Linked DNA regions of Homo sapiens: region 1 is linked to region 2. A link is a loop called in an ENCODE intact Hi-C map of the cell type or tissue named here. Cell type or tissue: IMR-90. All regions are shown on one strand. Each heading gives the region's core, and the rest is flanking DNA. Links, peaks and the distances in the headings are about the cores only.

Region 1 (11,242 bases), core at 3,243-11,242, 130 kb before region 2:
TCCCAGCACTTTGGGAGGCCGAGGTGGGTGGATCATGAGGTCAGGAGATCGAGACCATCCTGGCTAACAAGGTGAAACCCCGTCTCTACTAAAAAATACAAAAAATTAGCCGGGCGCGGTGGCGGGCGCCTGTAGTCCCAGCTACTCGGGAGGCTGAGGCAGGAGAATGGCGTGAACCCGGGAAGCGGAGCTTGCAGTGAGCCGAGATTGCGCCACTGCAGTCCGCAGTCCAGCCTGGGCGACAGAGCGAGACTCCGTCTCAAAAAAAAAAAAAAAAAAAAAAAACAGTATAGGATGGTAGTTAAGAGCTCACATCCTAGTATCAGCCAAGAGGACTCAGGAGATTGTCATGTTATATGTTGGGATCATAGTAAGCACTCCACAAATGTTAGATGTCCTTCCTCTCCAGGAATTTGATTTCTGAGAATCCAGTGAAAACTTTAGTTGTCTATTGTCACGTAACAAATTACCTAAGAACTTAGTAGTTTAAGACAACAATCTATTATTTCTTGAGATTCTGTGGGTTGACTGAGCAGCCCTTCTCTCTCACATGGTATCAGCTGGGGCACTAGGAGAGTGGGAAGATCCCAAATGGCCTCACTCACATGGCTACCAGTTGGTGCCTGCCTAGCCTGAGAGCTCATCTAGGGCTGTTGGCTGGGGAGCCTCTCCGTGGGCTGCTTAAGCTCCCTCACAGCATGGTGGACTCAGGCTAGTCAGATTTCTTATATGGCAGCTAGCTTCCAAAAGCAGAAGCTTCCAGGCCTTCTTAAAGCCTAGACATAGAATTGACACAGTGTTACTTCCATTGCACTCTATTGGTCCAAGTGATCACAGAGTCCGCCTATATTCAAGGAGGGAAGACTTCACAAGGACATGAGTATTTGGAGGCATGGTTATTTTCCCACAGATATTTCCCACCAATATCTATGATATCCACCTTAGGGAACTGGGAAATTTGGTCGCCCCTTCCAGCACTGCTGCAAAGCATCAATATGTTAATCTTTCAGACTGTGCTACATGTGGTGCTCATGGGTGTTGTCTGTGGACCTGGCTTATTATTTTCCTCTCAGGTTGCTTGTCCTCCTCTCTCTTCAGGAGCCCCTGTCCTTGCTATACCCATGAAGAGCACTGGGGTTGAGAGATGAAGACAACCAGCTCGTTGCAAATAAATGGGTGGCCCTCAATACAGATATGGATTTTTATTATCAGAAAATGTGCAGTTTTGCTAAAGAGCAGGTTCTCGGGCAAGCAGAGCATCATTTTTATGGAAGTAGGGAAGGCATTCTTATGTCTGAGTGACTGCAGGGCTAAAATGCCAAAGACGGGAATGCTGAAACTTAGTCCAAAGATTTCACATCACCTTAAAAATTAACCTTTACTTTACAGGGAGGGAAAAAAGTGCTTGCAAAATAAAAGTTATTTTTATGGTTCCCACAGCCCTATGCATACACAAGCGGATATTATTTAGAATAGCTATGAAAGGCTCCCTGTTCTCAATAAGCTCTCCCCTCACTCTACCATGATGCCATCTGAGTTGTTCAGGAGTCATGGTGATGTATTTAGGGGTCTTTCCTTGCCAAAAGGAAAACGTGGGCTGCAGAAAGGGTCTCCTTCTAGCTCCTAGCAAAATTAGCAAATGGGTAGGTCCTATGGGAATGAGCCAGAGGTCACAAGACACATCCTTCTGATGTTGAAAGCCAAGGATTTCTCTGAGCTGAGAAAGAATTCAGAGCTGTTTAGAGAGAGGGATGAGGGAATGTATGCAGCCACTTCCCCATTCTGGATTCCCTGCAGATGGAACTGTCCCATTCTGTAGCCCAGGCTGGAGAGCAGTGGCATGATCATGGCTCACTACAGCCTTGACCTTCTGGGCACAAGTGATTCTCTCACCTCAGTCCCTCAAGTAGCTGGGACCACAGGTGTGTGCCACCATGCCTGGTTAATTTTTTTTATTTTGTAGAGAGATGGGGTCTCCCTATGTTGCCCAGGCTGGTCCTGAACTCTTGGCCTCAAGCAATCCTCCTGCCTCAGCCTCCCAAAATGCTGAAGTCCTAAAATTCTTAAACAGGACCACGCTTCTGATCCTTGGAGCTCTTGGACTTCAGCAGGAGCCACAGCACCCATTTCATATGGCACTATCTGTTGACCTCTCAGGATCCTTCTCAACTCAACCTTCCAGATAAACATTCCCAGTGGTCTAGGACTGGCCCCCAAGGTGAATTGATTCACCATTCCTGGGGAAGAGATTGAGTATTGTTTATTTTCCCCATGAATGCATGAATACTTATCAGACCATATATATTAATATAGAGCTCAGATAGCATCATCAGAGCACTCTGCATAGAAGGCTGGTCTTGGCAGTTGGTGCCAATGGTGAATCCAGCCCTGCTGGGAACAGTTTCAGGGCCAGGGCTAGAAGAGGGGAGGCTGCAAGGGAAGACTCGGGCACAATGATGAGCAGCAGCTTCACCTCCTCCTTTGTGCTTTGGGTTAGCCCTGCATACAAAGGGAAGGAATCCGCCCGTTTCTGGTGCAAAACAAAAATTATAACCTAAAATCAGACCCCACACTTCAGCTATTTACAGCATGAACTCAGGACTCAAAAGTGCCAGGTGAGGTGTTTATGACAACACTCTCCGGAGACAGAAATGGAAATTACTAAAATTACAGGCGACTCGGTTATTTAGGGGCAATTACACACATTTCTAAATCTGAATGATGCTTGGGTAAGTGGAAGCCTTTGACATTCCAGCAGCCCTTCTTAAAGCCACATGATATTAAAGATAGTTTGGGCTTAAATAAATAAAGCCAGATCATGTGCCAGTATTTGTAGTCCTAAGATTCTTAAACAGGACCACGCTTCTGAGCCTTGGAGCTCTTGGACTTCAGCATTAGAATATTTACCCTCCTGGAGTAGCTGCAACATTTTAGATGAGAAACCAAATGTTTATTTGTGGAATTTAGCCTTGCCCACGGTTTACCAAAATAACAAAAAAAACTTTTCTATGTCTGAATTACATTTCCTTCCCATCACAGTCTTGTAATGCCAGGAATATATATGCTTCAGTAAAAGGACTGCATAAGCATATATTCCTAAAAAAAAAAAAATACAGTTCATGAAAAAAGTCAGAAATGTTTTACCCCAAACACATAACAAATAAGAGACATGCTGAATTTATGTTTATTCCCACTATTGTCTAAAAGTCATAACTACCAACATTTGGTTACTCTCATTGCTAAAAATTTTAGTGGCATTTATATACCTTTGTTTCCATTAGAGGCAAAAACAGAACAACTAAACCTACAATTTGATTTCTAAAATGATATACTGAGACCACAGCACAACCCCAATACAAGCTTCTCATCTGGACATCCACTCTTCTGGCATTCTGAGATGATTTGTGAAATTTACTAACCAAGGTCTTAAAACACTTTTAAGAAACAGAGAGAGAGAAGGAAATGGAGTTGGGGTTAATGGACAGTGGTTAAGGCAGAGCAAGGAGAACACAAGGATACAGAGAGAAATGCTAATAAGAGAGAGAGACACAGAAGCGTGAGAAATAGGAGAGAAAAGAAAGAAAATCTTGCTCCCCTCCTGGTTCATCTTCCCATTTCAGAGCTCTCAGACCAAAAGGATTCAAAACTAGCATGCTTTCTACACCATCTAAACATACTTTCCAGGTGATTAAATGCCACTTTTAAACATACAAAAGAATTAGAATAAATTATAAATAAATTATCTTGGGATACAGAAGTGCTTTCTGAGCATAATTCCAAAGGCATAAATCACACAGAAAACACTGACACATTTTTACTTGTGTATTTTAAAAAACCATAAACAAAATGTGAAGGTAAGTAACATATAAAGAATATATTGTCAGTACATAGGACAAAAGTGTCACATATGAAGAAATACAGTGGGCGAGGTGCCTGGAGAAGGGGGGCAGTGGGTGTTCAACTCCAGGTTCAGGGGCTGGGGGAACTGAGGAGTATCTCTGAGCATGGAAATGGCTTTATGAAAGCAATGCTCAAGTAATAAAAGTTTGAATTGGAGAGATGAGAGTGGAACAAAAAGAGACGTGCAGAACACATTATGAATTATGCATTATGAATCACAGCCAAGCTGGCCCTACCTACTATTGTTCCAAATGCACTCCGTATTTCTCTACCTTTGTTTTTGATCAAATTACCCCAACTACCTCATACCCAGTGGCCTTTCCCCTTCTTACTGTGGATCCTTTAAAGCAAAACTCAGAAACCACCTACTTCATGATTCCTGACTGCCTCAGAGAGAATACAGTCCTCCTTTCCAGCCCATTCGGATTACACACAAAATGACAAGAATCACACCAGTTATCCTTTTTACCTTCTCTATTAGATTGATTATATTTCTTCATATCCTTCCCATAACCCAGACGCCTAGTAAATAATAGAAAATTAAGGTTTGGATGCAAACAAAAGGCTTTCCGAGACAGGAGGTTGGTACATTTCCATCAGCATAATCCTTTAATAAGTGACTATATTAGCATTCGGTTCAAATGCTGAGACAGTGCTCTGGCTCAGCCTTAACTTAGGGGTATCAAAACCACACCCGGTGGGGTCCCTAGCAGAAGCCGACCAGCCGGAGGGTGTTGGGGTAGCTCTTGCGCATGCTCATGCATTTTTCCTGGTCGATGTACAGGGAATTGGCTTTGACAGCCAGGTCATACTCGAGTGTGGCTTTGATGTGGACCAGCGACTGCAGGGTGTCCTCTGCATCCCTCAGGCGCTGCTGCAGGGTCTGGATGGTGTCGTCAACCTCGTGTACCTCGTTAACAAGGCTGCAGCATAAAGGAATCAGCATGGTTAGGTCAGCATGTAGCTTACGCAACTCCAAGTACATCACATTGTAACCAGCGATGCAAAGCTCACATTTTCTTTACTTTAGGATATATTTATCAGCAAATGAGAGGTGCATGAAATTAATAAAATATAAAGAAATATAAAGAGAATGGTGACAATGAACCAATGGGAATGTAGATGTCCCAGGAGATAGAAAAGGATTTCATAATTATAGAAAAATATCTAGACCATTTTAAAATCATTATGCCAAGGCAATTCTATAGTTTCACAGAAATTCACAACTGGAAAACGAATTTAGAGAGGTCACCAAGCCCAACTTCCTTGTTTTACAGACTAGGAAATAGAGCCCAGGGGTTCATAAGCTGTCCTTTCCATCGACACAGGGCCCACATGTGTTTGTAAGCTGTACCTGCTTATCCAGGAAGCTAAGAAGGAAATTCAGCGCTTCAGTGGCCATAATAAGAAACTGGGTCCCATTTCCTGGCCCCATTCCCCTCTCAGCTCCTTGAGACAGAAGAGTAGAAGCAGAGACCCAGGAAGACCTATCTCATCATCTGCAGACACATCCTGGAATATGCTTGCAATTTCTCAGACCTCGAGGGCTTCACTCTTGCTGTCCCCTAAGCTCAGAATGCTCCTAACCCATTCTTCATCCCGCTAATTTATCCCATCCTCAAATCCTAGGTGAATTAACACTTCTTCCGGAAGTCCCTCCCTTAAACCGGAAACCATCTGCTGCCCAGTGTTGTGACTTCCAAAAGGACCAAGCCTTTTACGGCACTCAGGGTCTTGTGATTGTCTGCTTGCAACATCTGCTGTCCTTGCCCAGGGCTACATCCACAGCCGCTCCTGCAAAAATACAGGTGTGCAAAAACTACTTATTGGGTGAAGACCAACTTTCATGCCCTAGGTGAAACGGAGGACGTCTTGGGAGGTAGAGAGTTGCCCAAGGTCTGAATCCATGGGATCTACTAAGAACAAGACCCAGACCCAAGGCAATAAAAAGGAAGGAAAGGCAGGACGGAGCCTGGAGCATTCGCTTCCAAGCCACTTGTAGGTGGCCTAAGAAGAGGAAGGCTGTGGTAAAGGCCCCCACGCAGGCTGATTGAAGCAACAACAGGCCATGGGAACATATCCACGCTGTGCAACACCTTTCATCTTACAAGCTCTACTGTCTCCTGCTTTCCAATGGGGAGGGGAAGAATTAAAGTTTAAGTGCCAAAGTTTGGTTTTGTCTGGGGACGGTAAACACAAAACCTGAGAACTCATCAGAAAGCAAATTTCTTGTTATTGTTTAGGCCAAACTGAATTAAAAAAGAAAGGCTTTTTAAAGATCCCAGGGTATAAAATATCACTAGCAAAGAAATACATCTTCGGCGAGGCTGCCGCAGATGGCTGGTAATGGGATTTTTGATGGTGGATTGTTTACAATCACACGGGGCCTGCCTCTTGTCTCCCACCCTCCCTGGCTTCAACAGGAACCCTGAACCCCAACGTAGGAAACAGAGCAGGATGATATATGTGTCTTTACTCCTTTCAGCCAAATACGAGTCTAGTGGAAATTTTATCTGGGAGGGAACATTTGAAAATATACATGTCAAAACATCAATGCTAAAAAAAAAAAAAAAATCGAGATATAGAACGTAGGCAGTTAGAATACTTGTTTTCACACTGCTGCATGGACACAACTAGGGAATAACATGCTTCCACTTCTCTCATCGTTAATTAGAAATATATTTTTCATCATCTTCAAGGCCCTATTTCACTCCCAGTTTCCTTGTTCTTGGCTGATTGCAGAGAGCTGTTCTGCTGAAGTCACTCTTTCTCTTTCTTTCTTCTTTTTTTTGGAATTACAGAACCACAAAATGTCTTGCATTCAAATACAAATAAAGCTACCACAGTTTATTTATATATATGTGTGTGTGTGTGTGTGTGTGTGTGTGTGTGTGTGTGTGCATATATATATACATAAAGATTATTTAAGTAGAGCAGAGCCTGGTCTGTCTGGCCTGCCACCAAAAATGCCAAGAATGTTTAGAATCACTTTTGAAATAACTCGTTTAGAACATTTTTAAATAAAAGTAAGTCTTGAAATGAAAACAGCAATTTTTCTCAGTCCCCACTCCCCTTAGTTTATGATCTTTATTTTTTCTAAATCTAGACCGCCGAAGGGCTGCTTTCAGAACCATCCATTTAAAAAGGAAAGTAATCCCCTCCCCCAATAATAATCCTAAAGATTTTTGGCAAGGATATTTTAACAAGAAAACTTGACAGAAACAAAAGTAGGTTTTGTTCAAAAGTCAGTAAAGGAGCAGAGGAAATAGACATACCATGAAGTCGGCAGGAAGTGAAAGAAAAGCAAATTCTGTTTAGCCAGGAATAGGAAAAAAAAAAAAAAGAGTAAAAATCATTCAGCTCCTCAGGAGAAGCTGTGAATGCCTCATTGTTTGATAATTCCGAAGTCCTATTAGACCACTACCCAAAACTCATTTTAAAAGCAACCCTGTGTCTGTCTAACGGCAGTATAAACAATTTATTTGTTCCCATCTCCACTTTTGATGACTCTGCAGAGATTTTTGGAGAACGAAACATCAGTTCAGCTTCTCCTAATAACATTTACATAAAGTCAAAACTGGTGATCTAACTCTAATAGGCCAAGTGGGTGTGCACTCACTGCTGGGTTCTTCTAAAGCAGAGAGGTGCCTCCAGTTGGCTGTCTAGGGGCCCATGTAGTCTCTGGAGTGGAGAGCTGCTTATCCTAAATAATGAGCTGTGCATGAAGAGGGGTTCTATGGAACCCACTTTGAAAAACATGCAGCCTGAGTGATCTCTTCTGTGGCTATGGCCTAGATAACAGCTCCACCAGGAGAAATACAACTCATCCTGGAAATGAAGATCATTTGCGTACAACCTAAAGCACGCTTCATGGCACTCAACACAGACAACATGCGTGCTATACACGTAAGGTGTTTCATCATAATGATCTCCTCTGTGACCTTCAGTTTCATCCTCTGTGTGAGAGGGAGATGAGCATGCAGCATTTACTTTGCCAACTCTTCTCAAATGAGATCAGGTACCTGACAGGGGGATGGTAAATGCATTACACAACGTAAAACACAGGAGAAAGAGAAGCAAATGGCTTGGTGGAATAGAACTCTGGGGTGAGACAGGCAAAGACTCAAACTGCAGCTCTCTCACCACTAAATGTGGCCTGGGCCAAGCCACTCACCCACTCCTGCCTCAGTTTCCTCACTTGTAATATGAAGGTAATGAATGAGATAGTATAAAGTGCTTAGGGCAGTGCCCAGCATCGAGTCAGGTTAAGAGATGGTAGCAGCTATTATTATCATTGCATTGATTATCGCCATCATTATCTTTACTATTATTATCATCATCATCAATGTTGGCCTCACAAGATCCCCCTTCCTTCCATTTCAGGAAATCCACTGTCTCAAACCACCACTTATTTCTTTATTTTATCCTTAGGATCAATCCTTCAAGATAAGAGAATTTTATCGTGGAAGCAGAGCGAGTGGCATCTCCCCACTGCACCAGAAAGGCTTCTGGAGTTCACGCACTGCCCTTGGCTCCTCCAGTTGCTATCAAGTTGATTTACTTCTGCATGGAGCATCTTAGGACCTAAGAATAGCAATGATGAAACCCAGAAAGAAAAGGCAGACTCACAGGTATTGGGAAATTGGAAATGAAGCCGGATTGTGGCGGGGGTAGGGAGGGAATCTTGGCCAGTTCATTACAAGTCCATCCCAAAATGAATCTTCAAAGTGAAAATAATAATAAAATTCATGTAGTGTTTAGTAGATAAACTGTGGGGTCAGATTCCTCCTGCTGTGTATATATAGGAGCTGTGCTCGATGAAGACCAGCTGGCTTTGATTTCTACTGAGAATGAAACACATTGAAATAAACTTAAATGAGATCCTCAGTCACAAAGACAGCAAATGAGTAGATAGGAGTCAGTGGAATTGGTACTGAAAGTCCCTTTTCTGTCGCGTTCCCCATGCTGAGAAATACACAGAAAGTCACAAACTGCTGCTTATAAGACAGGAGTTCTGGAAACTCCGAAGACTCCAAGAACATGCAAAAGAACCCGAACACCACACTGGCCTCCCCGAATGAGTTAAAGGCTTAATAGCACTTTTTGTGTGTGTAGCGTTGATGTCCTTTCCTTTTTTAAGGATTTGTGGTAAAATATACATAACATAAAACTTTAACCAATCTTAAGTGTACAGATCAGTGGCATTAAGTACATTCACACTGTTGGTGCAACCGTCACCGCCATCCATCTGCAGGACTGTTTCATCATCCCACACTGAAACTCTTCTGCATTCAACATCTCCCCATTACTACCATTCTCACAGAAGGCTCCTACATGCTGCGTATGGGCAGAAAGCAGCTTTCTAAAGAGCCAGGCACCACAGTTGGTCTGGTGGCCCTCCGAGCGAGCCCCGAGCCTTCCCCTCCCACCTTACCGTAGCTGAGCCATGTCTCGGCACAACTCAATGTTCGGCCGTCTTGTGCGCTCATCCAGTCTGGTCTGAGCCACCTTCAGGAAGGCAGTCTTGTCCTTGATGGCCTTCTTGATGGATTCTATGGTCATTTCAGTCTGGAAAATCTCCTGCAGGGTCTGTGACAAAGAGAAGCAACTGCCTGAGGCTTTGGTGTGGTCCCTTCAACAACCCGCCTCCCACCTCTTGCCTGTCCACTCCATGTCCAGCACGTGCCTTGACCTCGCTGATGAGGAAGTTGCTTCACCAAGACCGTCTATCCTTTCCAGCCCTGCCCCAGGGAACCCACGTGTCTCACTGGAGCTGGCATGCACCTGCTCTGGAGAGTGGGCGGCGCCTCTCTCCCCAACCCTAGGCTTGGCAACCTCATTTTGGTAGCTGGAAATCAGCCAGGGTGGGAGTATTTCAACTACAGAAATTGGCAAATGCTCCAAATTAGGGGCTCCCTGCAAGCTGCCCCCAATGGCCGTTGTTAATTACTGACCAGCACACCTCTGTGTTCTGATAAAAGTGAGGCTTTGAGTGGCCCTGATCTCCCTCCTCACATCCATATATCTGTGCATCTCTTCCCACTTTCTCTTCCTACCAACTTGAGCATTGCTTTCCTGCTCACAGAGGATTTCCCTTGCAGAGAATCAGGCTTCAGTTTCAGGTACCTCACTTGCAATAGAGGAGTACTGGCAGTTTTGTATTCCTGATTTTGTATTCGTTTTTTCTTAAAGAGGCCACCACCCCAAATTGCGTAAACATGGATCCCCCTTTGGTTCTCCCTCCTCTTTCTCTGTAAAGAGAGTCCCTGTCCTATGCTCTGAAAAGCCTCCCTTCTCCACGCATCTTGATCTCTGCACTCCTGTAGCTCCACATCCTCCCCATTACTGTCCCTCTTCCTGGGTTCCCTTCCATGGCCTGGAGACACAACCAAGAATCATCTTTTTTTTGGAAACCCTATGTTTTTACCACCACTCTCCCATCCAGTCCCAACTGAGTCCTCTGCCAAATGTATTCAACCATGGCTGTGCCCACTGCCTTCACTTCCCACCCACCCAGTCTCTCAGTGGCCCCTGGATTCTGTCTCTGGCCCTAGCTGCTGTCATGAAACTTCAGTTTCAAAGCTGACATCGAGGCCTCTCTGACACCTCCCTCTCCTTAAGACCCTCATCTTGTTTTCTCTTGCCAAGTGTTGTTCCAACTCCCTCCTTTCCAACTACTCCTCATTCCCTTCCAGTGCAAGGCTTTGTCCTTGGGTGATGTCTCTGCAATATCCTTTCTACACTACAGAGACCTCGTGCAATCACAGATTTAGCATTTGTGTCATCCAGGCACTCTTCAATCTGTCACTTGAGCTTCGACCTCTCTCCCAAGCTAAAAATCATTTCACTGTTTCTATCACTAAGGCCTTCTTCAGATACTATGTGCTCCATGAAACCATCTTGATCTCTTGCCAATGGAAACAACTGCTCCTTCTTGTAAACTGTGTTCACATTTCATCTGTGTTTCCAAGTTCTTTCTGCACCTTTCTGATGCAAATTCCCGTTTTCTGTGTGCATGTCTTGTCTCTAAGACGTGAGATGTATGTACATCCCCGAGTGCCTAGCACAATACCTTGAGTGTACCTGTTAGGGCTGAATAGTGCCTCTTCCCCCAAAATTCCTATGTTGAAGTACGAATCGCCAGTGCCTTGGAAGGTGACCATATTTGGAGATAGTGTCTCTGTGGGGGTGATTAAGTTAAATGAGGTCTTTAGGGTGGCCCTAATACAATACAACTTTGGTGTCTTTATAAGCAGAGGAAATTTGGACACAGACACACACAGAGGGAAAATGATGTGAAGACACAGGGAGAAGGTGGCCATCTACAAGCTGAGGAGAGAGG
Region 2 (11,512 bases), core at 1-8,000:
CAAGAAAACCTAAGTTACTTGCAACAAGCATCATTTAATTTTGATTAATTTAAATTTGATTAATTTAAAGGATAATCAATGAAGCTCAAAAGGTAGAGAAGAAGGGAAAGGAGGGAGGGAGGCAATGGGAAGAAAGAAAGTTGAAGAAAGGAAAGGAAGGAAAGAAGAGTAAAAGACAGAGTGAGGAGTACTATGGCTATAACCAAAGAGGTTGGAAGGAGATAGAACGAGGGCAAGGTCACGGTTGAAATGCACCCCACACCGCAGTCTACAGAGAGGCCCCCGGAAATCTGGCCACGCCAGTAGGGAGCAGGGGCTGTCTGCCACAGTCAAGAAATGAGAGGCAGAGCTAGTCCTTTTGCTCTGGAGAACTAGAAATGTGAGGTGGGGTCCAGCAGGCCAGGAGCCAGATGCTGAAGGCTTAGACCTGGCACCTGCCCCAGGTCTGGAGAGGACATTGAGGAAGGCTTGAGGTCTCCTTTGTAGCTGCCCAGCTCAGCCCTCTAGGATAGAGAGGCAGTCAGGGAATAAGAGTCCTGGAACAAACAGTGTACACATGTTTGACACTTCCTCTGTGCTGTCACTATACAGGGCTACAGACAGAGATGCCCTAACCTAAAGCCTGACTGAACCAGGGGTCGCTCCATGGCGCTACAGAAACAGACCTGGATGTAGGGGCTGAATATAACCCGAAAGCAGCTTTGCAAAGTTTTAAAAACCTACGCAGCCACTCACATTCAACTTGGCCAAAAATTCGCCATGACCTCACTCCTTTTTATGAGCAGCTGTCCTGATACTAATCCTGCCTCTTTCCATAATCCCTCTTTCATGAGACTGAGAGAACAACACGTCATGAGCCTAAAGCAAATACACTCACAGAGCCCTGCACTTCGTAACTCGCATCACCACTGCAATGCGATCATGCGCTTGTCTAATGCTCCACTGCCAGAACGTAAGCTTGATTGCGTCTCCTGTGTCCACGGCTGGGGCCCTGGCACAGGCAGCACTGGGTGCATATTTGTTGGATGCCTGTTGGCATGCTGCAAACATGGGAACAAGGAGCAAGCTGGGTCTGGGAAATTACGTCCCTTCTGATGAAGGCTAAAGAAAAGGAAATCTACTTGGAATTCCATCAGATAGGTATGGATTGGTCATTTAAAAGAATAGAATCACTATATGTTAAGTTTTTTGAACTTGTGCCTCCCGTCCCTTCTCTCTCTCTAATATCCCGTAAGGAAGGGTACATGAAAGGAACTTACTGAAGAGTTCACTCAAATCATACTCTTGGGTCTAGACGGAACCTTCATAACCTTCATAGCAGAGCTGCCTACTCAGTGCTTCAAACTTTACAAAAAGCCAAGTGGTTTTTCCAGCCTGTGGATATGATGAAAGAAACCACCTCTTCCCAGTGCACTTTAGATTGGGTGCTAAGCCTTGTTCTCACAAATCACTTGCTCAATAAATACTTGAGCACCGACTCTGTGCCAGGCCGTTGCAGGGCTCTGGAAATATAACGGCAAACACAGCTGACCTCACCCAGGTCTCATGGGACCTCCAGCCTCACCATCCTACCTCTGCTGGTCCAGGGACACACGGTAAACTGGCCACATGAAGAGGGGTCTCCAACGGGGCTGCTTCACAGTAGAGGAGCCATGGCTGAAACTGGGGTCAGCAGCTACTGGACAAACACATCTGCTCTACTTGAGAACACCAGCAGGGTTGTCATGGGTAACACCAATGAAGAGGAGATCTGAATTTAGGGGAAGCTGCCTGCACTTGGAATTGAGAGGCCCAAGTTCCAATCTCGAAAGGGCTCTCCTCCTTCCATAATTATCTAATCAACTAGGGAGCATAGGCCTAAGCCTATGGGAGCTTAAACAAGCTCCAAAATGCAAAAATGTGAGCAAGAGACCTTGGCACATTGAAGGCCACCTTTCTTCCTTCCACAAGTTAGAACTTCTGGAACTAACTTTGCTCTCCATAAAAACCCTCCCCATTGGCAGACACACAGAAACAACCCCAAGGGTCAGGTTTTTAACTTGCCTGAAATCCTGTGGCCTCTCACATCCCTTTGTCTACCAAAAATAATGGAATGCTCCAGGTGGCTGACCAATTGAATCTAGAAAGGAAGTGAATTGATACCATGAGCTTTGCTGGGCCCCCAGCAATAGAAGCTTCCTAGAAAGGCCATAGATGGGGTTGGAATTTCCATTGGCCCTGGAATATAGGGCCTGGGAGAAAAGACAAGGTCTCAGCACCAAGTCCAAGGTCTTTTCCATGCCATCTGCTGCCCTGAGCAGTGTGCTAACAAGAGTGGGCACCTGTATATTCTGGCCTGCCCCATAAAGAAATCAGATAATTGTCAGGCTCAAGGCAGAGAATATGGGGTGGCTTCAAGCCCCACCTAACATGAGGTATTCCTTCATCTCCATCTGGCCCTGCCCAGCATGCCCCCATGTTCCCACACACATGCTCAGAGCTGGGGACAGGCCCAGCCTAGCCATGCCTTACAGATCTAGGACACTGTTGTGGGGTTTGCAAGCACCACAGTAGCTGGCTGAAGCCTTGGGTTCCTGGTGAGAGACAGAGGGAAGGTGATGTGGGGATGTGTAGTGAAAGAAGAAGACAGAGGTTTTCCTGATTGCTTGACAAACATAAGCCCAGCCCTTAGCTTCAGCCCAGGCTCTGACAACATCAGATCACAATAAACCTCAGGTTGTGTTTACTCCCCTTCCCTGGCTCTACCTCCCCTGGTTTCTCAATCTGTCTACTCTTATCTGGCACTGATAATGTGTGGGCTCTGAAAATGTGCCCTTTGGTCTAAAAGTGTGGGGATTCCAAAAAGCCTCCAAGAATGAATGACTCAATCAAGGCTGAAAAGAGCCACATTGTCCAGATGTGTACATCTGCTTGGACCCAGCTCGCAAAGCACTTTAACCATCTTTTCACAACCGCTGTCCACATGGAGTGAGGCTGCAGGGCCGGCATTCCTACTCCTAGATTCTCATCTTCCTGGATGCATCGTCAGTCCCTGGTTGGGATTCCACCACCGAGAGCTGCGCTGCTCCATGTGACTCCTCCACTGCCTCTGAAGACCCCCTTTAGGACCCAAGGATCAAAATCCCTACCTCAGGGTGCCCGTCTTGTTTTCCCTGTCCTAAAAAAAAAAAAAAAAAAAAAGACTAAGGGACTGGTCATACTGCTCTGGTCTCATTCCAAAGTGGCTCTTACACTTGCTGTTGATAAACTCGATAACTGCTCCTTGTTTAGGTCTCACCCGACCTCTATTCCAGTTAGAGGGCTCCTGGGCCACCCCCAAATATCTGGCTTGCCCACATCTGCACTGCGCCTTTGTTTATGCAGTTACCTCCTTGAACACTTTCCTGCAGCTTTTTTTTTTTTTTTTTTTTTTTTTGACACAGTTTCGGTCTTGTTGCCCAGGCTCTAGAGTGCAATGGCGCGATCTTGGCTCACTGCAACCTCCACCTCCCGGGTTCAAGTGATTCTCCTGCCTCAGCCTGCTGAGTAGCTGGGATTACAGGCACCCAACACCATGCCTGGCTAATTTTTTCTGTATTTTAGTAGAGACGGTGTTTCACCATGTTGGCCAGGCTGGTGTCAAACTCCTCACCTCAGGTGATTCATCCATCTCAGCCTCCCAAAATGCTGGGATTACAGGTGTGAGCCACCGTGCCCAGCCTCCTGCAGCCTCTTATCTGTCATGCAGACTAATCTCCTTTAAGACATGCTCCCAGGCCACTGCTAAAAAGGCTGCAGAATGTGGAACTATTTGATGTCCTAATAGCCCCTGCCAACATGAAAATGACCAGCAGGCTCAGTCATGTTGCCGAGGTTAAACTTCAACTGTTTAAACGCCAACCGTGGAATTTGCAAATGGGTAAATACCATACTCTGTACAAGGAGCCAAAGAATCTGCTCAAAGCAGCTGCTCAATGTGTGTCAGACGGGGCCTTAGTTACAGAGCAACACAGACGGACTAACAAAATACATATTCTGATGTTTCATGAACCTACTACGTCAGGGAGACTAATTGAAACAGCTCTCCTGCCAAGCAGACAATTCCATATGCAGAGGAGATAAATAAAAAGAGGCTGCGGGCTGTGGAACATTAGAGAAAGCCAGGTCCCTCTGAGAGATGTAAGTTAAATATGTTTAGTGTAACCTGAGATACCCCGGGCCTCTCCAGCTTGGACAGACCGATGAGGTTACATTAGGAATAACCTGCATTCCACTCCATGCCCTGGCTGCTCGTGATGAACTTCAGGCCTTAGCAAGGGCTCCATGTCTATTTCTGGGAGTGCCAAGGATGTCTCTTGGTTCCTCATGAGCAAAGCTGGTCCTGCCAACCACCCATTGGGTCTACCAGACCTGGCTGTTTCTTGTCCATACCCAGAGCGGTGGGACCTTCTTGTTGATGCATTGTGAAGTCAAGATCTCGCCCCACTTTTTATGTGTACCCCAGGGCCTTCCAGGATTTTTAGTGAAAGAGCTGTTTGAGAGTTTGAATCATTGATCGCCACGCACATGGCACTCAGGAAGAGCTGAACCAAGGGACAAATCTGAGCATCAGACATGGCAGGTCATCCTCCTCCCCCAGGATCAGCCTCCTCCCCCAGTGACCAAGGCTTCATTACTGGATCCAGCTGCTTCTTCTCTGGCGGAATTCATATAGTCATGGCTGGTTAAGTCTCGGTGTTAGCCAGACCTGCGAGTCCCAGCTCGGGCTTAAGCAGAGTTCCCCATTCAAAGGAATTAGACTCTTTTTCTTTGTTAAATTGCCTTAGGAGGTAATGCTTCTGGACCACAGTCACGGAACACAGACAATTTCTACCACAACATCAGATGTTAATGATATCCTAGGCTCATGCTTGTGTTGTTATAATAGGCTGAGAATTAAATTAATTTAAACAATGATATCTATAGAAAAATTATTTTGCCAGGTGCGGTGGCTCATGCCTGTAAACCCCAACACTTTGAGAGGCCAAGGCGGGCAGATCACCTGAGGTCAGGAGTTCAAGACCAGCCTGACCAACATGGGGAAACCCCATCTCTACTAAAAACACAAAAATTAGCCAGGCCTGGTGGCGGGTGCCTGTAATCCCAGCTACTCAGGAGGCTGAGGCAGAAGAATTCTTGAACCTTGGCAGTGGAGGTTGCAATGAGCAGAGGTTGTGCCATTGCCCTCCTGCCTGGGTGACAGAGCAAGACTGTGTCTCAAAAAAAAAAAAAAAAAAAAAAACCCACACACAGAAAAATTATTTTAATTTATAGAGTGCATACTTTTCTAAAAACTATTAAATGCTTAGAAATTTTAAAAAACCAACTGTGCAACCTTCAGTAAGTTACCATACCACTCTGCCCTTGAAGGTATTAAAAGAAATAACCCCAAATTCCAATAATCTCTAGCACTCAATGAGTCTCTGTAATCCATACTTTCCCAAATATAACCTAGAAAGAAACACCCATAAAAGAACAAAAGAGATAAAAAAATTATTGGAGGAATTTATTGCCTGCCTCCATGTCTATAAACGTTCCATGGACACAAAATACAATCATTCAAATTCCCTGGAAACCACCTATATTTTTCGAAGAATTCATTCTGGCCAACAGTTGGGAACCAATAACAGGTCTAGAGCTCCTAATTTAGGCAGCTGTCCCAACATAAAAGCACAAGAGCCAGAGGTGAGTTCTCCAAAGCTGCACCTGTGTCTGCAAACGTTTACACAAGACCCTTGAATGGAGAACATGCCTTGTAGGGCAAATTCAACTTTTCCAAATGACACTGCTATAAGTTACTACATCTCATCCTCTACATCTCTGTGAGGGATGATGGATTAGTATTAACTGTCTTGCAAATACACATACAGAAACTCAGGTAAGGTCAGCCTTACTCAGTAGATAAACCCCAAACATGAAACCAGCTGGGTCAGCCTGTCATAATTGGATCCCTCTTGCATGTAAAGACAAAGGTTGTCTGCTTGGAGATGGAGAAGAGTTCAGCATAGCTCGCTTTGGGGCCAACTCAGAGCAAGGGTGAACCAATCCTAGCTGTCCTCTGACAAATAACAGCTGGAGTCCTGCCAGGAGCTCCTCCCCCAAGCACTTGGTTCCACAAGGCAAACCCCAGAGAAGTACAGGGGAAAAGAGCTCTCCATTTCTCAGCAGGGGACACCCTGGTCCCCACTGCCACTTTGTTTGCCCTCCAAGGGAAAAACCTCTCAATACCAGGTCCAGGAGCAGCTGGATGGGATCACTCAGAACCCGGCCGAGAGCTAATTCCCTCTTGGCTTCAAAATCCATCCTATGCTTGGAGATGCTGGGGCTGGGATTCTACAAACCACATTCTGGCTTTGTGCCCTGATAGGCTCAGCCCCCAGGGGGAGCTAGAAGGAATCTGCTAGGCTAAAGGAGGAAGTAGGAAGTGGCCCCTTGCTCACTTCCTGTTTGCTTCCTGTTCACTTTCTATCAGCTTCCTGTCCCTTGCCAGACAGGTTGCTAACCCTAGCAGTGCTTTTTCTTCACCCAGGCAGTGGCAACTCCTCCCAGAAACATTTCAATGCAGTTTTTGGTTTTTCCAACACTCACAAAAGCAGCCTCATGGGGGTCCCCTCAGAGACACCAACAAAACATCTCCCCTATTCAGAGGAGGGGGCACCATCCCCACAGGACTCTCCTCAGAGCTCAGAGATACCAGCTGCATTGAGTGGCATCCCCACTCCCCCACCTCAGAAGTCTGAGATTCAGCCCCATGTCCCTTCTCCAAGCAACCACCTTTCAATGAGTCCAGCATCTTCCCCTTGTTCCCAAGCCTCAAGTGTGATGCCTGCTTCCTGTGGTGCTACCTCCATGGATACCTTTGTATTCCCTTCCTGCCCTTTACTGTCACCTGGTTAATCATTCTTTATATTATCTCTAATAAAAGAGCTTGTGTGATTTCTGTCTCCTGCCTGGACCCAGACAAATCACCCACATTTTGGTCCTGAGAATCTGCAGCAGAGACTAGAGCCAGGGACTGCCCAAACCCACCAGAGAGCAGTGTGGGAGGGGACACACTCACCCACCCACCTACAGCTTGCATTCTGATCTGGTTTCTCTTAGCCAAGCTCCGCATGAGCAAGAGCAAGTTCAGATTTAAAGGACACTGTCAAGTGAGTGGTAAATGGAGCTTAACTTTTGTACGTTCTTGGGGAATGGCTGCAGGGACCCCTGGCTAAAACATTTGCATGTTTCTCCTTGTTGGTCAGTAGCGAACTGTAGGGAGCATCCTCATCATAGGCTTGCGGGCAAAGATGATCTTGTTATAGTTTTCAGTTGGACAGTCTCTGGAATCCGCATGTAAGTGTGTGGGTTCTGGGATCATGGTAGGAGCCATGGCCAATACCGAATAAGCGCCCCACATTGATAACGTGGATTCTGACAGCGTGTCCCTGAACACAGCTTTGCCAGAAGACTTGGAAGACTTCCTCCTTTTCGGCTGAATGACGCTGGAAGGTTTATTCTGCCTTGATGCCCAGGGTCTTTCCTCGAGGGCACGCATGCATTCCAGTTCTCTAGTTTTGCTTTTCTCAATGAGTCTTTTCACTGTCTGAGAGGTATAGGTGACATAGGCCGGCCAGGGGTCATGTTTTTCAAGTAGCTTCCGGGGAAGTCCAGTGTTTTCTGTGAGTCCTACCAACAAAGAGAAATGCAGGCCATTTAGAGGCAGTCACATGCAATAGCTTGATTCTTCAAAAAATGGGAAGGCATTGGAACCAGATTTTGAAGTCCTCCCTATTTTGCACCCCTTGTATTCAGTAGGAATAAAATCCAATTCAAAGTGGGGGAACAGAACGACATCCTAGAAAGTCTATCAATTAAACAACGAAAGAATGGTAAGGAGCAAGAGACAGAGTCAAACAGATCTGATTGATTTTAAATATTTGCATAACCTCAAATTGTTTTACCCCTGAACTTCTATTTTTTCACCAATAAAAATGGTTAGTCTAAGGCCTGAGAACTAAAGAAAGTAATATATTTCAAGGGCTTGGAACAGTACACTTAGTGCTTGAAAGCATGGGTTCTGTACTTGTCTGCTCCAAATTCCTACTCTACCCTCTTCATAGCTGTGAACCTTGAACAAGTTTCTTAACCTTGCTAAACTTCAAGTGCTTAATCTGTAAAATGGTGATTAGAATAAGACAAAGTTCATGGAACTTTCTTGTGGATTAAAGATAACTTATGTTAAGCTTTTAGCACAGTGACTAAAACCTTCGGCTATGTCTCCCAGCCTAAACTCTTTCATTTACTTCTAGTTACACCTTATAAGGTAGGTATTCTCCCATTTAATAGAGGACGAAACTGAGGCTGACTAGCTTGCACGACTAACAAGTGGTGGGTTTGAACTCAAGCTTAACAAGGCTCAAAAAAACCAAAGCTTTTCACTATGGTTGCTGGCCAGAAGTTTGGGGTGTTTGCCGAGGGGGGTGGGTGTTGCTAGAAATTCAACGCATTAGTTTATCAAGCAGCCTGTTCCTTTACAGATCCAAAATCATGGGCATGTCAGTCCTTCCCATCTTTCATTAGCAACGTCACTCTATTTAGCAGAAATGATTCAATTTCTCTCCTGCAGCTGCTACCTTCCTCTGTGTTCTTATGTGGTGCATTCTTTCCCTAATTCTATATTTCTTTGGTCATTTCAACTGGAGTTTTGCAGGGAGGAGAGTTAAAAGAGTCATCTTGCCATCTCCAAATTGAATGCAGTTAAAAAAAAAAATGCCGTAAATGGGGATAATCAAGTGAAGTGTAGGTCGTATAGTTATTCCCACGCTGCCTCGTGGCTGTCCAGGAGCTGGAGCTTGTCTGGGGACAGATCTGTCAGTAAAGAATGTGCTGTAGAAGGATTCCATCTCCCTGTAAAAGTCATGTGTGACATTACCTCTCACTAGAAACTTCCCAGCAAGGCCTCCAAGCACAGACTGTTCACCCTTGCCTCCTCCAAGCAAATGTAAGATCTTGTGGGATAGGGCATTTGCATGGATCTGGCAGAGTCCAAATTCAAACGCCTGGAGCAAAATGAGCAGCAACCCCGTTCCATCTCCTGAACATGCTGTGTTCTCTGCCACCATAACAAGAGTGGCTGCCCGCACTATTCACAATAGCAAAGACTTGGAACCAACCCAAATGTCCAACAATGATAGACTGGATTAAGAAAATGTGGCACATACACACCATGGAATACTATGCAGCCATAAAAAATGATGAGTTCATGTCCTTTGTAGGGACATGGATGAAGCTGGAAACCATCATCCTCAGCAAACTATCACAAGGACAAAAAACCAAACACCGTTATGTTCTCACTCCTAGGTGGGAATTGAACAATGAGAACACTTGGACACAGGAAGGGGAACATCACACACTGGGGCCTGTTTGTGGTGGGGAGAGGGGGGAGGGATAGCATTAGGAGATATACCTAATGTAAATGATGAGTTAATGGGTGCAGCACACCAACATGTCACATGTATACATATGTAACAAACCTGCACGTTGTGCACATGTACCCTAGAACTTTAAGTATAATAAAAATATATATTAAAAAAAAAAAAGAGTGGCCGCCCAGTGGCCTCTTCCCACTGCGAATCCTCCAACCCTAGACGGCCCCAGTGCAGGAGCTTCCACTGGTAACACTCCCAACCCTACCTTCTTCTTTCTTCATCCTTCTTGCATCCATCTTCTTTTTAATATTTACTGATTTCTTAACATCACAGGTTCAGATTCCTATGGGAAAATACACTTGTTAGCCAGAGCCTCCTCAAACTGGAAAGCAATTAGTAGCCACCCTGGGTGGGGGTGGTTCTAAGTCCTATATGGTCACTGCATGAGGCTAAGATGACTCCACCCCCTGAGAAGAGGACATGTTTTTTGTGGAGCTGGAGACAGGCCAAGTGAGCCCCGCAAAGGCCTGCAGGCATGGCCTTGCTCAAGAGCTGTAGACTGTCATGATAGTCTCTGGGTGTTCTGCTTTCCAGTCTCCTAACTTTAAAGGAGAGAGGCTGGGTAGGCTGGGGGCTGTGTGGAGGCTGGTCCACAGAGGGGAAGTGAAAAAAAAAAGTCCCCGTTTCAAAACCTTTCTATCTCCTCTACCAGAGTCCAAGAGTGGTCACATTACTACAAGCACGACATCCAACCTGCACTTCTCAGCCTGGAATGACAGAAGGTAGCAGAGATGGGCAGTGGCCAGGAGTCAGCTACCAGGGCCCCAAGCCCAGGCTGAAACATGGAAGTCTAATGCTCTATGCAACCATGCAGGGGGGAAATCTGATGGAAACCATAGTGTAGTGGTTCTCAAACTTGAGGCTGCATCCACCTGGAGAGCTTGTTAAAGCCCAGATTGCTGAGCCCACCTCCAGAACTGCTGATTTAGCAACCGCTGTTTTAAGCCAAAAGGGGGAAAGAAAAAAAAACTACTGGAGATTTGTAAGGTTATATTATTAACTACCTAGAGACAAGAAATGAGTCCAGGAGATCTTTTTGGTTCCTTTCCAGCTCTAAGACACATGCGTATGCCTAAGAGTTCATTACATTTCTATATTCGATTTTGCCATCTCTTTGGCCTTTAAGCACTTAAAAGTGCCATGAAGCATTTCTACTATCACCTGCAAAAGCCCATTGAGAAAGAGTCTCAGATAATTCTGAACAGCTCCCAGATGATGCTGGTGCTTTTGGTCTGGCGATCACACTTTGAGAACCATGGGTCGAAGGCAGTGCTTCTCAAATTTTACCAAGTACTAGAATCACCTGGAGACCTTGTGCAACCACAGACACCCAGGTCCCACCTTAGAGATTCTGATTCAGTAGGTCTGTTTTGAGGACCTGAGAATCTGCATCTCTAAGTAACTCCTAAATGATACTGATGTTGCTGGCCTGTGGTTCATACTCTGCGTAGCCCTGGTTTAGACTGAGTAGTGGGTGTTAAGCCTTTTTTATCAGCTGCCACGTACGTGAGGGCTGACTCATTTCTGCATGGAACACTCCTCCGAGATAAGCAGTTCCCAGGTTTTTCATCCCCCTTTTTCCCTAATCAAGGAACTATTGTGGAATGGTAGTGAGTGTGTCATTGACAGGGTCAACTTTAAATTCCACTATTTTTATAGAGTAAATTATTCACACATTCCAGCATTTTATTATAACACATCTAACAAAGGATGGCATCCCGGAGATTCATTCATACTCCCAAAAAAATGCTCTTTTTGTCAAACCTATTTAGAGACAGATCTTACAGAGTCCCTGCTGTGGGTATCAGTGCCAATCTTCCACAGCAGTGCAGTTCTAGAAGAATTCACAATGTCATTATTCTGAGGCTAGGGAAGAAATAATGCTCAAATAGTCATCTAACGTAGAGAAAGTTTCATGTCATCATTTTTTTTTAATTGTAAGGTAAAGCATCTTAGTTCTCCTTCTAAGACCTACCATAAGGCTTCAGAATCTAAAGTCACCCATTCCAAGTCCCCCATAA

The links. A loop is a pair of places that touch in the nucleus more often than their neighbours do. Peaks named below come from ENCODE experiments on the same cell type or tissue, not always from the same donor. Only the 100,000 strongest peaks of a DNase experiment are listed, where the experiment ranks them.
Region 1: a loop joins it to region 2, with 7 times the contacts of the local background. A loop is called at or near these places in 2 of 110 quality-filtered maps.

Annotation. Positions count from the first base shown.
Region 1 is chr17:15,299,330-15,310,571 of GRCh38, forward strand. TEKT3 (tektin 3) reads right to left here. Exons shown (of 9, transcript NM_031898.3): 8 at 9,335-9,489; 9 at 4,483-4,823. The coding sequence ends at 4,607. It overlaps LOC124903932 (a long non-coding RNA gene), which reads left to right. Exons shown (of 3, transcript XR_007065634.1): 2 at 8,332-8,531. Among named protein-coding and RNA genes, the nearest start is that of TEKT3, 37 kb to the right of the region's middle. In IMR-90, for the core only: no CTCF peak of the experiment used is centred there; a DNase peak (open chromatin) is centred at 8,672; H3K27ac peaks cover 2,820 bases.
Region 2 is chr17:15,430,512-15,442,023 of GRCh38, forward strand. It overlaps TVP23C-CDRT4 (TVP23C-CDRT4 readthrough), which reads right to left. Exons shown (of 6, transcript NR_037924.2): 5 at 9,697-9,774; 6 at 5,504-7,689. CDRT4 (CMT1A duplicated region transcript 4) reads right to left here. Exons shown (of 4, transcript NM_001204477.2): 3 at 9,697-9,774; 4 at 5,504-7,689. The coding sequence starts at 9,727. The coding sequence ends at 7,262. Among named protein-coding and RNA genes, the nearest start is that of CDRT4, 31 kb to the right of the region's middle. In IMR-90, for the core only: CTCF peaks have their summits at 3,859 and 6,381 (motif pointing right); DNase peaks (open chromatin) are centred at 2,840 and 4,010; H3K27ac peaks cover 2,649 bases.